Regions from separate parts of the Homo sapiens genome. Here region 1 is linked to region 2. Evidence: chromatin loops called from intact Hi-C (ENCODE). Cell type or tissue: adrenal gland. All regions are shown on one strand. Each heading gives the region's core, and the rest is flanking DNA. Links, peaks and the distances in the headings are about the cores only. Region 1 overlaps NEK7 (NIMA related kinase 7). Region 2 overlaps NEK7 (NIMA related kinase 7).

Region 1 (2,933 bases), core at 125-2,624, 90 kb before region 2:
TGTCTAATAAATGAAAAAATAAAATCTAGAGCTATTTTTTAAAAGCTACAAATTGGTACTAACTATTTAAGGGACTAATTTGGCAATAGCTATTATCATTTAAAATGTGCATACTCTTACTCGGCAATGTTTATATGAATCTATGTAATAGAAATAGACAATAGAGTATGTATAGATATAGTTGTATTGATGTAGATAAGGCTTTGTACTTGAGATTTCTCTGTAAGAATAAAAAATGAAAACAATCCAATTATTAACAAAGTAATAAAATAAATCGTGATGTGTCTGAGAAAGAATAAATGTATTAGTATATATTCTTATATTTAAATGGGTATAAAGATAGTAAGTAAAGTTGGGAAGGTTTTGTGCACGTAAAGGTTAGAGGTTATTTCTGGGACATGGGAGTGAGGGAGAAAAAGGAAGGACCATATAAATAAAATTGGGTCAGTAATACCTGTCATATAGTTTTATTATGATGGTTAAGTAACATAATATATAGTATGTTTATATGTATACTTTTTAAAGACATATGTACTAATGTATGTACACATATCCATCCATCTATTTAAAGGCATATGTACTAATGTATGTACATATATCCAACCACATATCAATCTTTCCTACCTGCCCAGGAAATCAACTCTTTATCTACACTAAACAATGCAGGAAGCCAGCGTGCTATAAGTTAGACTTGCAGGAAGCCAGACTGCTACCTCTAGTGACAATCTAGGAAGCTAAACAGTAACTTCTATAACAATTGATTAATAACTGACAGCTTCCCTAATTTTGTCTCTGCCTCTAACTAGGACCAACCAGAGAAAGCCAAATATGTACTCCTAACCAATCACAAGGACGTCCTGTTTCTAGTCAGCCGGTCTATAGCTTCTCTATGTCAGCAGCCTCCCATCAGGGCATACCCAAAGGCTTCCCTTTTCTTCCCTCTATGAACCTTTCATTCCTTTGCTTGCTTTTAATTCTCTGCCAAGATGCAAGTGATGACTGGCTGACTCCCTTGCTACAGCAAGCTCAAATAAATAGCTTTTGTTTTTCTCATTCGGTTATTCTTGTTTGTTTCTAGATGGTTCAACTTGTCTTCCATAGTAACAGAAGTTTAGCTGGGCATATGGCCAGCTGAATGAAGACTTTCTTTTCCAGCCTTCCTTGCAGCTAGATAGGTTCATGAGAGTACATTCTGGCCAAGGGAATGAAGTTGAAAATGTTGTGTGACAGGCAGCACTCAGGAATGTGCTTTAAGATAAAGCCAGCATGTACTCTTTGTCCCTTCAAGCCTAGTGTGACTTGATAAGCTAGAAATAGGCTGGGTCTCTAAAATACTCTTGATAGAGCAGAGCTACCATACTAGCCCCAGACTTTTATGTGACAGAGAAATAATAACAATAACAATAATAATAGCAGCAGCAGATACATTTACATAGCCTTACAATGTGTGAGGCATTCTTCTAAGCTCTTAATAAATACTAATTAATTCAATCATTACAACAATCCTATAAAGTAGGTTCTATTATTACTGTGTTTTTTAGAAAATGTGACACAGAGAAGTAACTGGCCCAAGGACAAACAGTTTTTAAGCTACTATTATTTAAGGGTTTCTATTAATTGCAGCTGAACTTAAACCCAATTAATATGCCCTTAGAAAAGAAGGTTAAACAACTTAATTATATTAATTATGAATTAATATGCCCTTAGAAAAGAAGGTTAAACAACTTTTATGTGGGGTTGATATCCAAGGTCTGACTGCAAATCCCACTTTCTTTGATGGATTCCCCCCCAAGAAACAGGTCAAGCTGCTCTAGAGTCTCTTTCTACCTCCTTTTACTCATGTCCAGAGACACAGGATCAAGCATGGTCTGCTCAGAGAATCAAACAGCAAAACTTTAACTCAACTTACAGAAGACAAGTATCTTGGCCTCTTTCCAAGTTGGTTTTGGGGTGTTTAGATATTTAAGCTGATCAGTGTAAACATCACCAAGTAAACCAGTTTCAGAATTATGATCACTAACCATCTACTATTTGTTACATATCTATCAGATAAGCTTTGCATTGAGGTCTTTAGTTTAAAATATCTAATATCCCTATGTGTTTAACAGACAATTCTATTAGAAAAAAAAACAAAACAAAACATTAAGACAATTTTTTCAAAACTTACCTTGATCATTCTGGATAGGTCGCCAGCATCTGCTAGTTCCAAAACTATGTTTAGTTCATTATCTTCAATGAATGATGCATAATATTTTATTACATTTGGATGGTTGAGTTGCTGAGAAAATAAAACAGGCATCAGAAAGTTTTCTTACTGTAAATATCCAAGAGTCACTTATAGTTTTGTACTTAAGAACAAACTTCACCGTATTTTTTAAATTACAGAAATCTTAACATGACAGTATACTTTTCTTTAGTGAATTGTGAAACAAATATTACAATTATTAAAAGTAAAACTAGGTATAAATTAATTTATCTTAATATTCTTTATTAGAAAGAATATATTTTACGTTTAAATCTTAATTTAAAAGTACTGCTATGCCCAATAAGCATATCAACAGATGCAAGAAGTAAATGATAGAATTAGGTCGCCAACTGCTAAAAATTACATCCTCAAAATGAGAACTTTCATTTAGGAACACTCAATGATAAATAAAGTATCCCTTTTTACTCCTACTTGGAAGTTATGGTTGGTCCTAGAATAACTCCAGCTAGTAGACAAAACACAGCTGGTACCTACTATACTATATCTAACTATTGCTTTTATATCAAATAACATACAGGACTTATTCATGTGAGCCAATTCATAAAATCATCCCTAAGAAAAATTTTACCTTGTAGAAATATACGTATCAGTCCCTACTCATTTGCAATCCTTTTGTTCAATCTTTAAACATATTAATACAAGATGAATTGTTTCTCTGAGAAATTAT
Region 2 (2,933 bases), core at 212-2,711:
AAAATCTACTAACTGCTCTTCCTGATGTTAGTAATGAAATTCTTATTCTACATACCCATTATATATATATATATATGATAAATCTAAGATGAAAATCTATGTCATAAGCCTGCTTAAAACTCTTTAATGAATAAAACATAATCTCCTCAACCTCACTCCTTACTTGCCAGCTACTTTCCCCCACATAAGTACCATACTCTGGCCTTAATGTGAACCACTTATACTTCCTCCAAATGCCAAGTTATTTAATACCTATGTGCCTCTGACACAGACAATGGCATCATACTGAAATACTCAACCCAGCTAGTCAGCCTGGTCAACCTTGCTTGGTACTCAGGTAGCCTTTTTTAAAATACGTATTTTAAGCATTTGTCTCATGTATTTAAATGAATCAGTTGTCTGTCCACCTTAGGCCCTACCCATTACCTATGTATTAGCAACTACTACTCAAGGGCTGAATCTATTTGCTCTTCATTTTTATACCTTCGGCACACATGAAGATCCAATAAATATTTGTTGAATAACTAAACACAGTTAGAAAACAAAACAAGAGATTAAAAGACTACAGGTCTAACCATCAGGAAACCTTAGTTTAAATTCACATGAGCACCTGCTTTCGATTAAAGACAACATATCCGCCCTGTGTCTCAGTTCCCTCCCCTCTAAAGGAAGGTTCATAATGAGTACATAGCATGAGAAGACAGAGCAAGGTCTCACATCATTATCTCTGAAACAACAAATCAAATCAGGGCACTTTCTACTGTAAAAGAATGGCTGGAAGAACAGTTCTCAAGAGTTTTAAGCAGCACACAAATGCAAGATAGTATTATTTCTTCTGCTTATCTTTACCGAAGAGTTTCCCTACAAGCATGTGAAAGACAAATGATACTTATTCGGCCCTTTTAAAGTATGTCCAAAAAGCTTTTGATAGACTTTGTATTTGTTTAGGTTAACTGTGGACACAGAATGCTATTACAAATTCCCCTCATGTTTTTATATGTCATTCAGTTAGTCACATAGCAACAACTAAAGTCTGGCAAAAGCACATGCTCACTAAGCTAATCATTCAGCTGTAATACTAGAAAAATCATGACAACCAAACTGATTTAAAGAGCTAAGATAAATAGCTTGGCCCCATCTTCAAAACCAGATTTAAAAAACATTCTACTGAATTCCTTGTACTAAATAATTCATAGTATGAATTTTATCATAACGAAGTTGATAAGGCCTTATGGAATACAGGCTAGTACTTGGAAATACTTTCATTAGTATGAATTATTTATGGTAAGGTCATTTGTTTTTAAAAGCCTTTGGTCTGTAACAAGTACTCAATAACAGAAAAATCACACACAAAAAATGAAAAACACATTTAAATAAAAGAAAAATTTAATGGAATTTTCAAAATTAACACATGGTTTTACATTTAATCCTTATAGAAAGACTTATCAACTGCTCATATTTATTCATTTAACAAATATTTTTTGCATACCTACTCTATTACAGACACTGTTCTATGCATTGATTATTCCTGAACTTTCAAAATCCTCTCTTATTTACATACTACAGTTTACAATAAACCATAAAGTAGTTTTAAAAGCTTTCCTAACAGGCACGGTACAGTGCCTCATGCCTGTAATCCTAGAACTTTGGGAAGCCACGGTGGGAGGCTCACTTGAGTCTCAGAGTTTGAGACCAGCCTAAACAACACAATGAGACCCCCATCTGTACAAAAAATTAAAATATTAGCCCAGTAAGGTGGTTCACACCTGTGGTCCTAGCTACTTGGTCAGTAAGGTGGGAGGATCACTTGAGCCCAGGAGGTTGAGGCTGCAGTGAGCCATGATCCTGCCACAATGCTCCAGCCTGGGTGACAGAGCAAGACCCTGTCCCCCCCCAAAAAAAACAACAAAAAACAAAAACAAAAAAAAACACAATGCTTTCCTATCCATTATTCCTCTTGATGCTGCTGAAAACTGGACAAGGAAACTGAGGCCCTGATCTCAGTGGTAAAGCAATGACTGACTCTAGCTCAGGTCTTCTGATGTCCTCTGCAATGAACTTTTTCACTAAGCCCCACTTAGGCCCTGACTGCATTCTTAGGACCTGAGTTAGTCATAACAAGAGTCTATTTAATGTATAATTAGGTTAGTAGGACACAATCGATGTTTAGCAACAGAAATTTAGTCTGTTACTTTACTTCTTGGAAAACTCACTGCCTTCCTCCCCCTCCTACCCACCTCCCCACGTACACAAGAAACGAAGCATAATACTTGTACCTTTGAGATTTTTTTTTTTACCAAGCATAAACGTCAATGCAAATTAAGATTTCAAAAACGTAAAATTAAGAAAGGAAGGAAAAAAGGAAGTATATAAAAGCCACTGCCTCATAAATATAAAACTATCCTTGTACTTAATAACAAGATGTTTCAATGTACTTACAAGGTAAATCAAAGTTATATTTTACATTTTAAAATTTACCTCTGGGAAACTAAATTTAATTGGTTATATATTTTTATATCTCAGAACTGAACTATGCTTTGAATGGATGGTGCAAAGTTAACCTAGGCAGCTGCTAAGCAAGCTTTCTCACCAAACTCTGCCAAATTATTTCAATTCTGACCTGCACTATCTTGCAATTTCTCTCTTGCTCTTTTGAGCACAGACTATAAAATCATGCCAAACTCTGTGTGAATGTCTTTTAACAAACATAAACATATACTAGAAACAAATGTACTTTCTCTGGCACACTTACATGTAAAACTATGACTTTATGGAAATACTATCCAAAGAATAAGAAAAATTAAAAGCAGGAATAACATAATGTTATGCTGATAAAGCTATCTACGATGTTCTATAAAAAAAACTTTAATTATAAAGTTTTTTATATAAAAATATGACCAAATAAATGAAAATCTAATTAATACTGACTATAG

The links. Hi-C counts contacts between places; a loop is a spot of excess contacts. Peaks named below come from ENCODE experiments on the same cell type or tissue, not always from the same donor. Only the 100,000 strongest peaks of a DNase experiment are listed, where the experiment ranks them.
Region 1: it touches region 2 in a loop (2.2-fold over the local background); 12 of 110 quality-filtered maps call a loop at or near these places.

Annotation. Positions count from the first base shown.
Region 1 is chr1:198,263,470-198,266,402 of GRCh38, reverse strand. It overlaps NEK7 (NIMA related kinase 7), which reads right to left. Exons shown (of 10, transcript NM_133494.3): 5 at 2,168-2,278. Among named protein-coding and RNA genes, the nearest start is that of NEK7, 110 kb to the right of the region's middle. RefSeq lists a silencer at 1,090-1,384. In adrenal gland, for the core only: no CTCF peak of the experiment used is centred there; no DNase peak of the experiment used is centred there.
Region 2 is chr1:198,173,733-198,176,665 of GRCh38, reverse strand. All of the region lies in intron 1 of NEK7 (NIMA related kinase 7), which reads right to left. Among named protein-coding and RNA genes, the nearest start is that of NEK7, 18 kb to the right of the region's middle. RefSeq lists a silencer at 682-741. In adrenal gland, for the core only: no CTCF peak of the experiment used is centred there; no DNase peak of the experiment used is centred there; H3K27ac peaks cover 1,146 bases.